Linked DNA regions of Mus musculus: region 2 is linked to region 1. The links are chromatin loops, found by intact Hi-C in ENCODE. Cell type or tissue: left cerebral cortex. All regions are shown on one strand. Each heading gives the region's core, and the rest is flanking DNA. Links, peaks and the distances in the headings are about the cores only.

Region 1 (8,340 bases), core at 108-8,107:
ATAATAGTGGGAGACTTCAACACCCCAATCTCAGCAATGTACAGATCATGGAAACACCAACTAAACAGAGACACAGTGACGCTAACAAAAGTTATGAACCAAATGGATCTAACAGATATCTATAGAACATTTCATCCTAAAGCAAAAGAATATACCTTCTTCTCAGCACCTCACGGTACCTTCTTCAAAACTGACCATATAATCAGTCACAAAACAGGCGTTAGCAGATAGATACAAGAAGATTGAAATAATCCCATGCACCCTATCCGATCACCATGGAGTAAGGCTGGTCTTAAATACCAACAAAAACAATGGAAAGCACGCAAACACATGGAAGCTGAACAACACTCTACTCAATGATAACTTGGTCAAGGAAAAAATAAAAACATGTAAAGGTTTTTTAGAGTTTAATGAAAATGAAGACACATCATTCCAAAACTTACGGGACACAATGAGAGCAGTGGTAAGAGGGAAACTCATAGCTCTGAGTGCCTCCAAAAAGAAAATGGAGAGAGCATACACTAGCAGCTTGACAACACACCTGGAAGATCTAGAACAAAAGGAAGCAAATTCACCCAAGAGGAGTAGAAGGCAGGAAATAATCAAACTCAAGGCTGTAATCAACGAAATAGAAACAAAAAGAACTATTCAAAGAATCAACAAAACCAGGAGCTGGTTCTTTGAGAAAATCAACAAGATAGATAAACTCTTAGCCAGACTAACCAGAGGGTACAGAGACAGTATCCAAATTAATAAAATCAGAAATGAAAAGGAAGCGATAACAACAAAATATATCTTAAAATAATGATTCTGCTTATTGAATATTTGCAGTTGGAAATATTAAAATTGTCCTACAAACATGGAAATATTATTGATAATTTTTCTCACTGTGCTCAAAATTAGAATTTTCTTAATGTTTAACTTCAAAGATTTTTTGCTATTTTGAAATTTTTAAAATATACTTACTAATAAAATAATTTCTCTCAGGACTGGAGAGATGGCTCAGCGGTTAAGAGCATTGACTGCTCTTCCAAAGATCCTGAGTTCAAATCCCAGCAATCAGATGGTGGCTCACAACCATCAGTAATGAGATCTGATGCCCTCTTCTGGTGTGTCTGAAGACAGCTACAGTGTACTTACTTATAATAAATAAATAAATCTTAAAAATAATTCTCTCCTAGAAACACTGATAATTTTCCTTAAGTAAACTTACAGTTAGACAATGTACACATATATATAATACACTTTAAATACTCTCTTACTATGTCAGGTGTTATCATATAAGGGCTTGTGAACATATTCTTAATAATTCATTTTTAATATTTTATGCTCTTTTACTATGCTTAATTCCCAAAGAATATTTTGCATGTTTTGAAACAATTTAGTATTCAACATTAGATATAGGATCATCAGTTATGGATAGTATTAAATATTCATTAATTTTATTTTTAGGGTATGAAAGGATATGAATATAAAAGTTGAACAAATTTTATGTATCATTTGCTTCTCAAAATTCTCAATATTATTAATATGCTTGATGTATAAAATGCATTTAAATAATAAAAACATTAAGAAAAAAAATCCTATTGAGAAAAAAAATGCATTTTCCTCAAATTGCAAATTAAAATGAACACAAATCTCCTGAATTTTAGTTCCTGATTATTTTTTAATATATGACCTTGGGGGGGATCTTTGTAATTGAGATTTCCATAAATGGTATCCACAAGTGGAGATTAGAGAGATAACATAAAAAAAACACCCTTGGGTACACAAATTAGATGGCTTCCAAAGTGTGTGGTCGTGCACACTATTAATTCCCGCAATTGAAAGGTGGATGCTGAAGGACCTCTGATTTGAAACCAGCTTGGACTATACAGCAATAGGTTCTAGGCCAGCCAGAGTTACGTGGTGAAACCACGTCTCCATATAAAAAGAGAACAATCAACGTATTACTTTGTTTGAGACAGTATCTTACTACGTTGCTCAGGCTGGCCTCAAACCTGTTATTCTCCTGCCTCAGCCGCAATAACCCTAGTGCTAGAATAATCCCAAGTGCTTGCCATCATTTCTGGTGCACTCTGGAATGCCTGACCAAACGAGCTACCTGCTCAAAAAGCATTCCTTGGCTTCTGGATGCGTTCTGTTGCTGAGACACAAACTTAGTGACAAAACCAAACCAAACCAAACCAACCAACCAAGCAACAACAGCAAAAGGCACACATTTTACTATCATTAACAGGGTGGAGAGAGATGGTTTATCAGTTGAGAGCACTGGCTGCTGTTCCAGGGGCTCTGGGTTCAGTTCCCAGAACACACATTGTGCCTCACAATTGTAACTCCAGTTCCAGGGGCGTGGGGGGGGGGGGTAGATCTGATACCCTCCTCTGGCCTCCGTGGTACAGAGACACACATACAGAAAAAAAAAAAAAACACCTAGACACATAAAATACTAATAAGTAACTTTTTGAGGAAGAGTCTGGACGTCAGAAGGTCTTGGACGTCAGAAAGTCTAGCGGGGTAAAACATCTGCACTCCAGCCAAGCTTCAGGCCTTTCTGGAGTTAGGCAAGAATCCGTTCCCTCCCCATTTCCCTTTCTATGTTTCAAATGGGCCCAACAGGTACACAAATGAAGATGAATCTATGTATGAGTTTCTGCCCCAAAGATTATGGCCCAGCAGAGGACACGTAGAACATAGATAATCATAAAACGAAACAACCCTTGGTTTTCATCGACATCAACCTTTCCACATCCCCCATCTCCTGTAAAGGCACCCCCTCCCTTGCCGTGATGTGCTGGCCAAACACTCTGACGCCATCTTCAATTCTTCTTGCCTTCATTCTTCATATCCAGTTCAACGATAAATCTAGTCACGCCACCCCGATCCAGGCCACCAGTCGCGGGCACCCACCGACCCGGGCTGCCACTCTCTCTTGCCCACACTAGAACTTTTAAATATCTATCACTACATGGAATTCTATTATAAATTGACTCACGTCTGTTTCCTGCACCAAGATGCCAGCTCTGTGAGGGCAGGAACTTTGATCTCTGTTCTGGTCTGGAACCCGGCAGTAACAAAGGCACAGATGGACTGATAAACAAACAAGCTTAGCTTTATATGTCTCGTAGGGGTTTTGCCCTGTTCTTTGGCCACAATAAGTTCTGAGAAACCAGAAGCTCAAATGAATCTATCTACCTACCTATCATCTATCTATCTATCTATCTATCTATCTATCTATCTATCTATCTATCATCTACCTATCATTTATCTATCAATCATCTACCTATCATCTATCTACCTACCTAACTATCATCTATTTATCTATCATCTACCTATCATCTATCTATCACCTACCTACCTGTCTGTCTGTCTATCTTCTATCTGTCCATCTAACATCTCTATATAATTACATATAATATTACATATATATTATTTAATAACATTACCAAAGGAAAGAAAATCCAAAGGAAGCCACTTCTTTGCGGACAGATAAAGGCTAGAGATGTTGGCACAGCTCCAATATCTTTTCATGATGCGGCCCTGGTCTGATGGCTTTCTCCCTAGAGGACCAAGCGCATCAAGGTCAAACCCACAGGTCAAAGCCATGCTGCCCTTACATGTAGGAGGACAGGGCCGGTGAGTGTGGGTCTGAAGGCCCTTCGCTAAGGTGGCTGGCAACCACGAAGCCTTCATCTGTGCTCTGCTGCCCTTCCTGGATGCTCTTCAAGCCAAAAGCCTTCCTCTGTCCCCGCTGAAGTTTTTCCTCAGTCTTCAGTGTCAAAGAACTAGTTTCTTAGAAACAAACTTATTCTTTATTCTTTATTTTGCTTTTGGTGGCTGGTTTTTTTTGTTTTGTTTTGTTTTGTTTTTTGTTTTGTTTTGTTTTTTTGTTTTTTTAATCGAAGAAGGGAGAGAAACCCTTCCAAACAAAAACTTAAACATGGCTCCTGCCTCTAATCACCCCCTCTCGCAGCACACAGCAGAAGGCAGTTCCTAAATTCATCTCTTCTTTGCCCTCCAAAGTAGGTAACAGCAAAAGCGAGTGTTTGCAATGGTGCACCTTCGTTTCATTTAAACTGATCAACTCTAAATGAGCTTCCCGCACTAATTTTAAATGACTCTCTCCCTTCTCTTCAGAGTTCCGCTGAGTCCCTACTGCACCTTCTCTACCCAGTGGCGCCTACATCTTTTATGTTGAAAACATGAGCATTAATCATGGTGAATTCATTTTGAAGCCCGGTGGTTGTTCTTGCACAACAGATGAGCACATTTTCCAAGGCACTAATCTTCATCTCTTGGATACGCATTAGAACCACCTGCACGGCTTTGAAAACTACAACACTCAGGCCCCATCCCTGACCACATCAATGTGCCTGAAAACTGAACCTAAGCCCAAAAAGGTGATCCTCAAGGTCCTTGAGTAATCCCACAGCGTAGCTGAGGACCAGAGCACTCGGCACCCACCATTCTGAGTCACAGAGGTGATGCAATGCTGGGGCAGCAGCAAGAGGACGCTAACACCGGAACGTAGACTGGGCTATGGGTGATCCATCAGCTCCTTTATCAAGTCCCTGCCTGATCCGAATACTGTGCCATGAAACACAGTGATCCCCTGAGATAACAAGGATTTGATGAAAAACGTAAAGAAACTGAGCAGAGCATAACGATACTCTAAAGGCCAGCACTTGCCTCACAGTCAACGGCTCAACCAGCTGTACATTTGGACCATCTGTCCCCTCCCTGCCTTGGGCTGTATGTAATACTTTGAGCACAGGCCCAGGAGAAGATGCTTGCTCTATGTAGATGAGAGGTGGTTCCCTAACAGTTTCTTGGGATGCCTGGGTTTGGAGAGAATGTGAGAAGCAGATGGAAGACGAAAGGAACAGACTGGAAAATTAAAAGTAAGTAAGGGAGGGCATAGCTCAGCGTAGCCGATATGCAACAGGACTGGGCAGTGGGATTGTCTAGGCGCAAGGACGCCACAGAAACTCAATCTTCTTACGAGTCTGACCCTAACATGGTGTTTCGGTGCACTGAGATTTTTCCATTACTAAAGTGCTTACAAAAATTTCCAAATTGAACATCTAATTGGGGGAAAAAAAAGTGATGTTTGTTCTATAAATACTACAATACATCACAATTTGGACAAAGAGATGCGTATTTGGCAGAGGAAATCTTGCATAAATTGATGGAAAGGTCATTTATCACCCTTCCGGACCATTAAAGATGTCATTTTTTCCCAGTTCTGACCACTTCGATTTTTGTTTGATACTTCTTCAACTATTGATAAGTTCTTAACTGGCATGGGGGGGGGGGGATAAGATTATTTGCAAGTGGAGAGAGAGAGAGAATTTTAATATTACATAAAACATTGTGATTGCTTCCAAGTTATTTAAGAATCGATGTCCTAATGATTCCAACTTATCCCTGTTGCCAGAATCCTGCAAAACTGCCTGGAAACTTTGGTTGACTTCTGTGGTAAATCCTAACTTGTCTACACCAAAATTAGATATTAACCATACAAGTTAGAATTTACCTTGTAAGAATGTATATGCACATATATGTATGTATGTATACACATATACATATGTATACACACACACACATATATAATTGATTAAACGACTATCTCAAAAATAATTAGCAGTGTTTCACCAACTATGACTACACCTGTATGGCAAACTACAGAGCACCTTCCAAATCACTAAGTTACTACTTGACACCTTTCTTAGATATTTTTCACTTAATTCTGATTTTTACAATGCTTTCTCAAAGCCACCAGACCTCTTATTAAATTCTCAAGCACTATGCAGATTAACCCACATCTGTTTTTGAGACCGATCACTTCGGCAAGACCTTGGTCCTTAGAGACTGGATTCCAAATGTTCACGTCTACACTTACTGTTCTTGGATTAGCTCCATTTTTAAAAGCAAACGAGCCTCCGTGCACTAGCGGGAGACTTTTCCATTGAGGAGTCCATCATATGTTCAAAGACTAGTTTCTTCTAACTTTCCAAATAAGTGAGTTACGCCCGAGTTTCTCTGCACAGCGGTAGTGATCTTGTTTAAAATAATGAATTCCGATTAATCTATCTGGTCACATTTAAGAGAACATGTTCCTGCACGCACAGGACTCATTTTCTTTGGAATGATTTCTGCTTGTCTTCCAGCACAGCCCCCAGGAAGTACAAGGACTCAGTAACTTGAATATATATACACACCTTCAGCTGGCAGCAGAAAGGAACACAGGCATCAAAGAACCCTCCTGCAGAAGCAGGCACACTGCAAGGCTCAATTAGTTCACGGACTGGGGACACAGCTTTTTATAAGTGCTTTCCTACCCCGGGGAAGTTTTCTGAGTCTCCCTCTCTGCTCTCCAGAGGCTAGAAAGTCCTAACCAGGTTTTATCTATTTTTTTCCCTCTTTTTTTTTTTTTTTCCTCCCCTGTAACAACAAAAGAAGTTGTCAGGAAACCGCTGCTTGGTATATGTCATCAAGGGCTTTCTATTTTCGGTAAGTTGTTCTCCTACTTACTCCTTAGTTACAGCTTCTCATTGTGCCCAAACACTCAGAGTGGTTAGGACCCTTCAGCCTCCACCACCAGCACCAAGCAAACCAACCCGACCTCATCAGAATCTCTTCTTGGATTCCTCCTGATGGCTGTTGACCCCACCCTCACCATCCCAAGTCTATCTGTAGACCTCAAGTTAAAAACTTCAGTTTAGAACTAAAATTCAAAAGTCACTTAAGATACTTTCCAGAAGCGAAGAGACCCCTTTAACCTCTCAAAGAAGGGAGTTCTTGAGCCCCATAGAAGCTCAGGCCATATACTGGAGTACCTGGGTCCTGGGCTATCCCATGGCTACATTGGAAGGAAAAGTTAACTTTCTTTGCTCCTTGAGTTTAGGCAACCCCTTCCCGCAGGCGCTGGACCTGGGGTGGTCCGGAGCTCAAAAAAATCTAAGAACAGAAAAGATCTGTTTGCAGAGAGGCTCGCGTACCACCGCCCAGTAGGCAAACACACCCCGAGGTCTGGAGCCCTGGGCTCCAGGGATGCGTGCATGCACCTCATGCCTCCCTCGCATCAACTCCGAGCGAGGACAGTGCACTCGATTCTTCCCCTGGGGTCTAACCGGGACGTTGGCCCCGAACCTGCACTGTTAGGCGGGAGCTCCCGCGCGCTTACCTTGGGGTTGGTCAGGAGCTGGTGCTGGTCGCTGTGTAGCAGCGCCCTGGAGTTGGACTCGGAGTTGTTCACGTACACCTGGACGCAGGGATACTGCGAGGTGCCCCTGCAGTCGGTGCCACAGGTGAAGGTGCACTCGAACACCTCGCCGATCTGCTGCACCGACAGCACGGTGCAGTTGGCCGCCGTGGCTTGCAGATCCTGCAAGGCGGGACTGAGCCAGCAGAAGCCGAAGATGAAGAGCGACAGGATGCCGGAGACGATGAGGAACAAGCCGAGCCGGATGCTCTTGTCTTCGGCTTCCGTGTACTCGTAAGACACCCTGAGCTTCGCCATCGCCCCCCACTCTCCACGGCTGGCGCGCTCCCCGCCCCCTCCCGCCCCCGGCGCCGAGCTCAACCGCCTCGGGCGGGAGGAGCCGCCGCCGCCGCCGCGCGACAGCAGGGGAGTGGGCGGCGAGGGGGCGCGCGCGAGAACAAAGGGGCCGAGGCCGGCGACGCCCCCGGCGGCGGCGACGGCGCTGCCCGAGGCCGGGCTCCCGGGTGCCACCGCCGCCTCACAGCGTCCGGCACCCCGGGGCTCCCCGAGCCCGCCCCCGCCCCCGCGCGCTCCGCGCCCCGCGCCCGCCTCCCCGCGCGCGCCGCCCGCCTGCCATCGCCGCGGCCGAGCGCCCGGCGCCCCGACGCTGGGAGCGACTGGGCTGCTGAGCCCTGGCTCCGCGTTGAGCGAGGCTGCTCCTCCCCGCCCTGGGCGCCGCCGCCCCGCCCCGCCCCGCGCCGCGCCCCGCAGCTCCCGTGGGCGAGCACCCGGGCCGCCGCGAGCTGCTCTCGGAATCCTCGCCAGATGCAACCTGGAGAGATGGCGGAGACGGTCGAGGCGAACGCTTAGCACCGAGGGAGCGTGGCTGGGGAGAAAGTTAAAAGAGAGAAAAAAAAAATTTTTTTAAGTGGGGGAGGATGGCGTGAGCGTGCGAAGCGGGAATCTTCAAACTCCGATCCGGGGAGCTGCGGGGCAGCAGGCGCACCGGCAAAGGGAGCTCCGGTGGCGGCGAGCGACAGAGGGCACCGGCGCGGACGCGGGGGGATGCCCACAGGCGAGCGGCCGGGAGCCGGAGGTCCCCGCGGATCCCACGCCGCCACCGGGACCGTGCAGGC
Region 2 (8,340 bases), core at 225-8,224, 65 kb before region 1:
GAAGACGTTAATAGTTGAGATAAACTAATGAATGTGTAAGGTAAGGCCGCCCAATTCAGTATGCCTGGTATCTTTATTTTTAAAAATATATATATAACCATAAACTCAGGGAGCATGGTATCCTGGCTGGTTTTGTATGTCATCTTGGCACAAGCTAGAGTCATCAGAGAGAAAGGAGCCTCAGTTGAGGAAATGCCTCCAGGAGATCCAGCTGTAGGGCATTTTCTCACTTAGTGATCTACGGGGGAGGGGCCAGGGACTGGAAGAAATGTCTAGAACAGATTCTCCCTTAGAATCCTCAGAAGAAACTGTTCTTGTCATGCCTTGATCTCCAAGTTCTCACACTTAAGACTCCCGAGACGATATACTCCCATTGCGTAAGCCACCTACTTTATGGTGCATTGTTTAGGTGTCCCTAGAGAACCCACAAAAGTTATTAAAGATAATAATAGTGACAAGTGCTCACACTTACTATGTTTTTAGGCTGCACTAAGGAGCAAACATAGATGATGTCTGTAAGATGTGTCTAAAAGATGTTTGAAAAGGGGGCTGGTAAGATGACTCAGCAGTTAAGAGCCCTAACTGCTCTTCCAGAGGTCCTGAGTTCAATTCCCAGCAACCACATGGTAGCTCACAACCATCTGTAATGGGATCTGATGCCCTCTTCTGGTGTGTCTGAAGACAATTACAGTGTACTCAGATGTACTATATATATATATATATATATATATATATATATATATATATATATATATATATATAATCTTTGAAAAGTGTCATTGGTCTGTCCCTACACAGACCATCTATCTCTAAAAAGGCTCAGTGCTTGGCTAAAGCTCTGACAGCTCAGGCTCCGACCTGCTTTCTCATCTACTCCCTGCCTCCACTCCCTCTCAGACTTGAAGGAAGCATTAAGTAATCAGTTGAAGACATACTTAGCTGCCCTCTCTCCTGCAGAGACAAAAGCAATGATTGGAGACAATTTTTACAGGAATGAATGGGAGGCAAGATCATGTAAGAAAAACTAGATAGGAGCCTTCTGTTTAGATGTGAAATAAGCCCCAAATAAGTATGGCATGGTACAATTTATATCCTCACATTCTCTCTATGCAGTAGAGAGTGATGGACTCTCATAGATGTCTTTATCATGATCTTTGCAACTTGTAGATGTGTGATCTTAGAAGAAAAGAAGAATCAAGTTTGTGATTGGAATCTGGCTGCCAGTCAGCTGGAAATATAGCAACAGTCTAGCATAGTCTCAGTATCTCAACAGACCTGAAATATATGCCATAGGCATATAAGACAGTGAGCCAGAAAGAAAGCAATGGAAAGGGAATTTGGTCCAGTTTTGATGGCTTTGAAGATGGAGGGGTGGGATGAGGGGTCAAAAAAACCATTTGCCTAAAGAAAAGACAAGGAAATAGACTCTTTCCTAGAGCTCCCAGGAGAACACAGTCCTGCTAACTTCTTGGTTGATCCCAGGTAGACCTGTTTCAGAGTTTAGCCTTTGGAACTGCAAGATAACACATTTACACTGCTTTTAGTCGTTACATTTATGGTAATTTGATGCTTCAATAATAGTGAAGGAATACACCCTGTTTTGCAGATAAGAGATCTGAGATCTGGAAAGTTTATATGACTTGTCCAATTAGTAGATAATGAAACTGAAATTGGAAGTCAGATCCCTAAAACACAGGCCCTCTGTTTCTATCTACCACAATAATCTGCAAAATCAAATTTTAATCCCTTTCCAGGCAACAGCAGTTCAATTCTACATCTTGTCTGCCTTTAGGGTTCTCAAAAAAAGTAATTTCTTAAGCTAGTCCTCAGATGACAGTTTCCAGTCTCCTGGTTTCCTGAGAAATATGGCACTCAGGCTGAACACAGTGCCGGTATGGCTCTGATATCATCTCTGGGGGATTTCCATCAGTCTTTTGCCAAAGTAAGAATTATAACTCAAAATTTAAGCATCACTTTCAAGTTAAAAATGAAGTGATAGCTTTCTTATGTTGACAAATTGGCTGTGAACTTAATGTTCGTACAAAATGAATCATTCGGGTTGGAACACTAAGTTATTTGAGCATCCTGGCCGATGTCACTACGAGAAAGGTGTCATTGCTCTGTCCCTACACAGATCATCTCTAAAAAGTCTCAGGGCTTGGCTGTAGCTCTGACAGCTCAGACTCTGGCCCTACGCCTATATCCTGCCTCCACTCCCTGACTCCCAGACTTAAATAGTACTCAGCTGAAGGCATACTTGGCTATCCTTGCCCAACCAGAGACAGAAGCTGTTATTGGGGATGAATTTTTACAGAGATGAATACTGATCATGTAAGGAAAGCCAGGTGGGAGCCTTCTTTTCAGGTCTGAAATAAGCCTGAAAAATGGACAGGAAAGAATGGTTATCACTCAATACATAAATGTCATATGCTACATTTAGTGAGCCATCATTAAATATAACTGCTAATTAAAACTAAATCTTATAAGCCTACAGATTTTAGGGTGGAGGTGAATCAAAACTCAGACTCATCCCTTCCTAATAACATCATCACTGTGCCTACTCTTGAGGTTTTGTTTGTTGTGTGTATGGCTGAAATATTAAGGAGTTCCATTACTGTGCATCTCTCCAAGCCCAGGGGCATCACACCGATAGATTCCAGTCAGCAACAGTGGGAATATTTATACCAAGAGACCAGCAAATGCTCTGAACGGGGTGTCCTTCCTATCCCTTGGCTGGTTGTCAGACAGCTCTCAGCGCACCACTTCCCAGCAGGAAGCCTTCCCACCTCATCCCCGAACACACACAAAACACTGCACCCCACTTACCCTGGTGAGAAATGATGTCACCAAGTGTCTTTCTTCATTTCTTCCACTAACCCTCAAGCTCAAAGTAAACATATCTGCAGATCTCCTTTTAAACATTTTTTTCCCTCTGTGGGGCTTGGAAGACTTTATTCACACATTTATAGCTCATCTGTTCCCTCTTCATTTCAGAGTCTGTTTGAATTCTATAAAAACACAGGCTTAGCTTTGGGGATATGCTATCTCAGAAAGTAGAATTTTAGGAACCAATGGGACTATTGCATTGCTTCCTGGTGTCTCTTGGCCTCTTATATGTGGGATATGACAAACCTGGGATAGCCCTCTTCTTAAATTATCTTCTTGTGTTCATGATACTGGAATCTGTTTGTTAAAGATGTGCTGAGATTTCTCTTCATATGTTATTAACTTCATAACTTAATCAAGACACCATAGTTTTATGGCCACCCCGTTCAAATGTTTTAGAGAAGTTGTAGATTTGTTCCTTTGTTTAGGTAAAATGGTCAAGGGAGAAATCTGTTTAATTATTAATAATTATGTAATTCTCATTTTCTACTGTTGGTCTCAATTGCCTGTTAACTATCGTGTTAGTAGCTGAGCAGGTGCTGCACATGGGAGACCCAGAGTTCAATCCCCAGCACTAAGAAAAACTCAGATGGTACTGACCAGTGAGTCTCCTGAACGCATCAGCCCCAGGAAAGACTGTAAGGTTGGTAAAGAAGGCATCAAGAGCTGAGTTCTTCAGCTTGATGGTGGGACTGGAGGGGAAGGGCTAGTGGAGAATCTGGGTGGAACGGTTCAGTTGGTAAAATGCCTGTGTGCAAGCCTGAGGACCTGAGGTCAAATCCCAGGTGGAAAAGCTGGACACCATGAAGCACTTCCATAAGCCCAGCATTGGGGTGGAGAGTTGGTGGATACAGGCAATTCCTGGAGCCTACTAGGCAGCTACCCTAGGTAAATCGACTATCTCCGGGCTTGATGAGATACCCCACCTCAAATAAACATGGCGGTAAGCAACTGAGGTAGATACATCATGGCAACTTCTGGTCTCTACAAACCCAACCACCCATATATGCATGTGCGTGCATATGCGCACGCACGTGTACATATGCATACATACATGCACACACACACACACTCACACACACACATACACACACAGAGGCTAGGAAAAGGGGAGAAAGAACAGAGGGTTCTTATGAAATATAGAGCCAAGAAGCCTATGAATCTGAACTTGAAGTTTAGATTTGTAGGAAGACCGAAGGATTTAATACTGCTAACATTCACTGCATGTCTGAATTGCGCCAGGAACTATGTTAAGCACTAAGTGTTTTGCATATATTATCTTTCCATACATTATCTCACCAATTATCCTAGCTAAATGGGCCAGATGAGTGATTCGTCATCTCAAAGTATTCTACATACTTCCAAGAAAGAGATTTAGACAGCCCGGTAAATAGGCACATCTTAAAAATCCAGTTTTCCTATGTGACTTCTACGGATTTTGTTTTAGAGACTCTCCCACCCTGCCGCACAGACTAGTCCCCAGCTCTCAGTCTTCCTGCCTTGACCTCCTAGTGTTAGGGTTAGAGGCAGTAGCCTCCAAACCCGACTTCAATGAACTCGCCTTGCAGAATCAGACAATGAATAGATTTGTGGCATTAAAGAAGACATCCTTGACCAAGTCTTCTTGGGACTTCAAAAAGGAGGTTAGGGAAGGGCATTCATGGGAACTGAAGTGGCGTAGGCCATGTGCTTTAAAGCAAAACACTTGTAGGCACTGAGTAGACTTCATGATATAATGGCATAATAATTGATAAAGCCGTGAGGGAGGGTCATAAGGTCACTTGAGAAAACAGAAACTAAAGAAAGTACGGCATAAGTTTATAAGAATTAATGCAGCCCCATGATGAACCTGTGTTGGGGCTCGCTATCATAGAGAACTAAAGGATGGTGCATTACTGTCCTGTCCAGTGGGTTTCTTGACTAGGAAGTGGGAGTCTTAGAACAGATATAAATGAGCATGTGGCCTTTTTGATTTGCAGTTGGGATTTCAACTACTGACTTGTGCCCTTTATCATTTAGAAGTCGCTGTGAAGGTTGGTGACAACGTGAATCTTGATGAATTAAGCCATGACGCTTCTACTCGTGGGGATCAGCATTTGCCACTCTAAAAGATGCCAGTTGGACTTAAGAATTATTTTGAGCTCAATACAACCGAAGAACAGCAGATAGACTAGCTCTCTACTTTCTCTCTCAAACCAAAGAAGTCCATAACTTCCCACTCCTAAGGGCTTAACCCTTTGTCTCCTCCCTTCTCGCCTCTGGGCAATGCTGTTGGTTGAGAGCTCTGATGGCCAATGGCTTCTTTGCACCTCATCTTTCTTACATAGATTTTTTTCCCCATGTGAAAGCCTCTACATCTACATCTCTATCTCTATATCATATGTGATATGATATATATAGAGATACAGATATAAGCATAGGTATAGACATAGATAGATATAAACACATATATGTTTCTCTTGTTAATAATCTCTTATTTTATGTATGTATGTGTATATATATATATACACACACACAGGGCGGGTCCACCTCTATGTAAACGCCAGGGAAGAGCAGGAAGACCGAGTTGAGGACTGCCTGAGAGACCAAGGATCGCAGACTCAGACAATGGTAGCTAATCGGGAACTGGGACCAATGGGCACATTAAAGAAGCTTGCAGCAGCATTCAAACAAAACAAAAACCTCTTGTCAGTTTAGTATGCAGGGCTCAGCCGCTGGACTGGGGAGGATACAGAATCGTTTCTCCTCCTCTCTCCTAAGTCTGTACCATCAGTCCATCCCAAGTCTAGCATTCCATGGGTATCTTCAATTGGGGTTTAATTTTGACAAAAGCACACCAGTAAGTCAGTAGTTTCCAAGCTATCCATAGACTAGGTGTATCCATAGACTTTTCCAGAAGTTACATTCGGAGTAGGAGTGAATCTAATGCACTTGCCTGCCCAGCTGATCTCTCCCAATCCAGTTGGCAGACAGCATCAGAAAGGATGGAGGAATGTTTCTTAGTTACAAGACAAAGGTGAGAGATCTTTGAGAGGGATAGGAGGAGTGCCTCAGGGTTATCAGGGCTGCCCATCACCCTTAGTAGCTTATTACCCCGGAGGGAGAGGTGACAAGACAGTGCTGCTGTGACACACAATATCAAAGACATTCACAAGGATGTCTTACAGTATTAAACAAACAAACACCTCACCCTGTGAAGTTAAGGGTGTCAGGTCTTAAACCTGGGACAAAAGGCTGAGGTGCCTATTTAAAATATCAAAGCAGACCTGGCCACCAGCTTCTCCCAGCATCCCTCAGTCCCTAGCTATATGGCTGGCATACCCCGCCCACTCTCCTAAACTTCTCCAGCCCCGGGGCTGGGCTGCCCTTCTTCCAGCTACCCTTCCATCCATTTTACTGCCCTGGTCCTTCTCCTCTAGGCCTACCCTTTACCCTATTGGCCAGTCTCTTGGTCCAGGCCGCCTCTTTTGGTGGGTGACTCCTCTCTGGCTCTCCCTCCCATTCTCTGTTCATAAGGCCCAGCTCAGTCTGGTCATGTTCACCCTGGCCTCTCCCAGACAACTCTGCCTCTGCCTATGCGCTCCCTCACATCTACAGTAAACTTTCTCCTCCACCATACCTAGGAGCAGTCATGTCCTTCCCTGTTCTATTTTATTATTATTTTTTTCATTTCAAAGGATAAAATGGATAACCAGGTCCCTGGTGCCCCTCAGGAGCCCCTCTGTTGGACCCTTACAGGGTTTCTGGTTCAGTTTGGAGCCAGCATGAGTCTCCACACACGGTTTCCTGTTCAGTTTGGAGCTAGCACGAGTCCTTTTCCCAGTACCTCTCCTGGCTCCGTTATTTGCAGTCTCCTTCATCGAGGCTTCATGCCTTGGATGCTGCTGGCAGTTCCATCTGTAAAAGCGTCGGGTTATTCTGAGGACTCTTTGAGAAACCTCGGTGAGGTGTTAAAGATCCAGCAACAAGGCTATTTCCGACCCTAATTTCAATCTCCGTTTATATGTTAGCTTTCTTATTTCTGGCTGCAGGCTGTTCACAGGGAGGGAGGCGTGAGCAGAGGTCACACATGGTCTAGTTCTGCTCCCAGAAGCTCCCCGGGGGCACAGAAAACGCCGTCTCCAAGTCTCTGGCAATATCTCTTAGAAATCTCTCCGTGCCCGTCAAGAGAAAAACAACTGCAATTTGTCTGCTTTTTCTGCCAAATGAGTGGCTGTGTCCTTATCAAAGCTCCTCGTTGGAGCTCTTCTGTGCCACCTGCTTCTCATGTTTATTCCACTGCAAGGCAACACATCAGCGCACTGATTGGACAATCAGGAGTAATTCAGAGTTACAGCGAAGCTCCTTTCTGATTCCTGACTTCCTGATTCGGAAGTTGCAAAAGATAATAAATGTCCTGTGTTGTTTTAAATTGCCAAATTCTGAGGTAATTTGGTGGTGAACACAGTGCCCTTTTCTGCTGTTAGTTTCAAGAGTGCTATATATTAAAAACAAAATATTTCCTTATTCTTTTTATTGTTTGTTTTGTTTCGGTCTGGTTTTGTTTGTTGTTGTTTTGTTTTTTTCGAGACAGGGTTTCTCTGTGTAGCCCTGGCTATCCTGGAACTCACTCTGTAGACCAGGCTGGCCTTAAACTCAGAAATCCTCCTGGCTCTGCCTCCTGAGTGCTGGGATTAAAGGTGTGCGTCACCAGTATCTGACTATGAGGTTTCACATAAAGGCTCACCTCAGTATCTATTTGTGGTGTTCTAATTTACATTTCTAGGGATAGCTTTGTCTCAGACTCTGTGCTAAGCAACTAACACTGGAAGTTCTGAGGAAAGTTAAGTGGCGCTAGACAAAGAACTCTCAGGTAAACAAAATAAACAAACAATTGACCAGTAGCTAGAAGTTACTTCTTGTTATTGTGATTAGGGGGTCAGGAGGTCAGTGAGATATATTTCTTGACATGAGGAGGCAAGGAAGAATCAATTAGTTAACAAACAGTCATATAGCATATAGTTCATTCTTACAGTAATAGAGATGTGTACATGTTTTCATGGCATCTGGCAGGACCAAGTGTTAATTTTTAAAGCAAGAATAATGGGTTGCAGGTGGGCATAAGTTTCTCAAGATAGAGGAGAAGATAGGAAATGACGTGTATAAAGAATTTAATTAGGCTGGAGAGTCATTCATCTATCCATCCATCCATCCATCCATCCGTCCATTCATAAATGCCCAATGAATGAAAAGAAAATATGCCAACACTGTCCTACTTTCATGAATCCTACAATCTACTGGGCAAGGTAAGACTAGACAACTAAGTATAAATACCAATAGAAACTAGAAAGGAGAAATGCAGAATGTAGGAGAGCCAGGTAAGTCTATTTGCATGGATGATTACAAAATGCTTGGGGAGAGTCAATACTTTAGCCAGAATTGATAGATGTGAAGACTCAGATATGCAAATACAAT

The links. Hi-C counts contacts between places; a loop is a spot of excess contacts. Peaks named below come from ENCODE experiments on the same cell type or tissue, not always from the same donor. Only the 100,000 strongest peaks of a DNase experiment are listed, where the experiment ranks them.
Region 2: a loop joins it to region 1, with 4 times the contacts of the local background. A loop is called at or near these places in 6 of 42 quality-filtered maps.

Annotation. Positions count from the first base shown.
Region 1 is chr10:116,466,000-116,474,339 of GRCm38, forward strand. Kcnmb4 (potassium large conductance calcium-activated channel, subfamily M, beta member 4) reads right to left here and starts at 7,524. Exons shown (of 3, transcript NM_021452.1): 1 at 7,187-7,524. The coding sequence starts at 7,522. It overlaps Kcnmb4os2 (potassium large conductance calcium-activated channel, subfamily M, beta member 4, opposite strand 2), which reads left to right and starts at 7,164. Exons shown (of 3, transcript NR_130644.1): 1 at 7,164-8,340. In left cerebral cortex, for the core only: a CTCF peak has its summit at 1,123 (motif pointing left); DNase peaks (open chromatin) are centred at 4,239, 4,495, 4,779, 6,105 and 2 more places; H3K4me3 peaks cover 3,416 bases; H3K27ac peaks cover 1,837 bases.
Region 2 is chr10:116,401,047-116,409,386 of GRCm38, forward strand. No RefSeq gene overlaps it. Among named protein-coding and RNA genes, the nearest start is that of Kcnmb4os1, 13 kb to the right of the region's middle. In left cerebral cortex, for the core only: no CTCF peak of the experiment used is centred there; DNase peaks (open chromatin) are centred at 1,193, 1,946, 2,130, 2,895 and 3 more places; H3K27ac peaks cover 4,174 bases.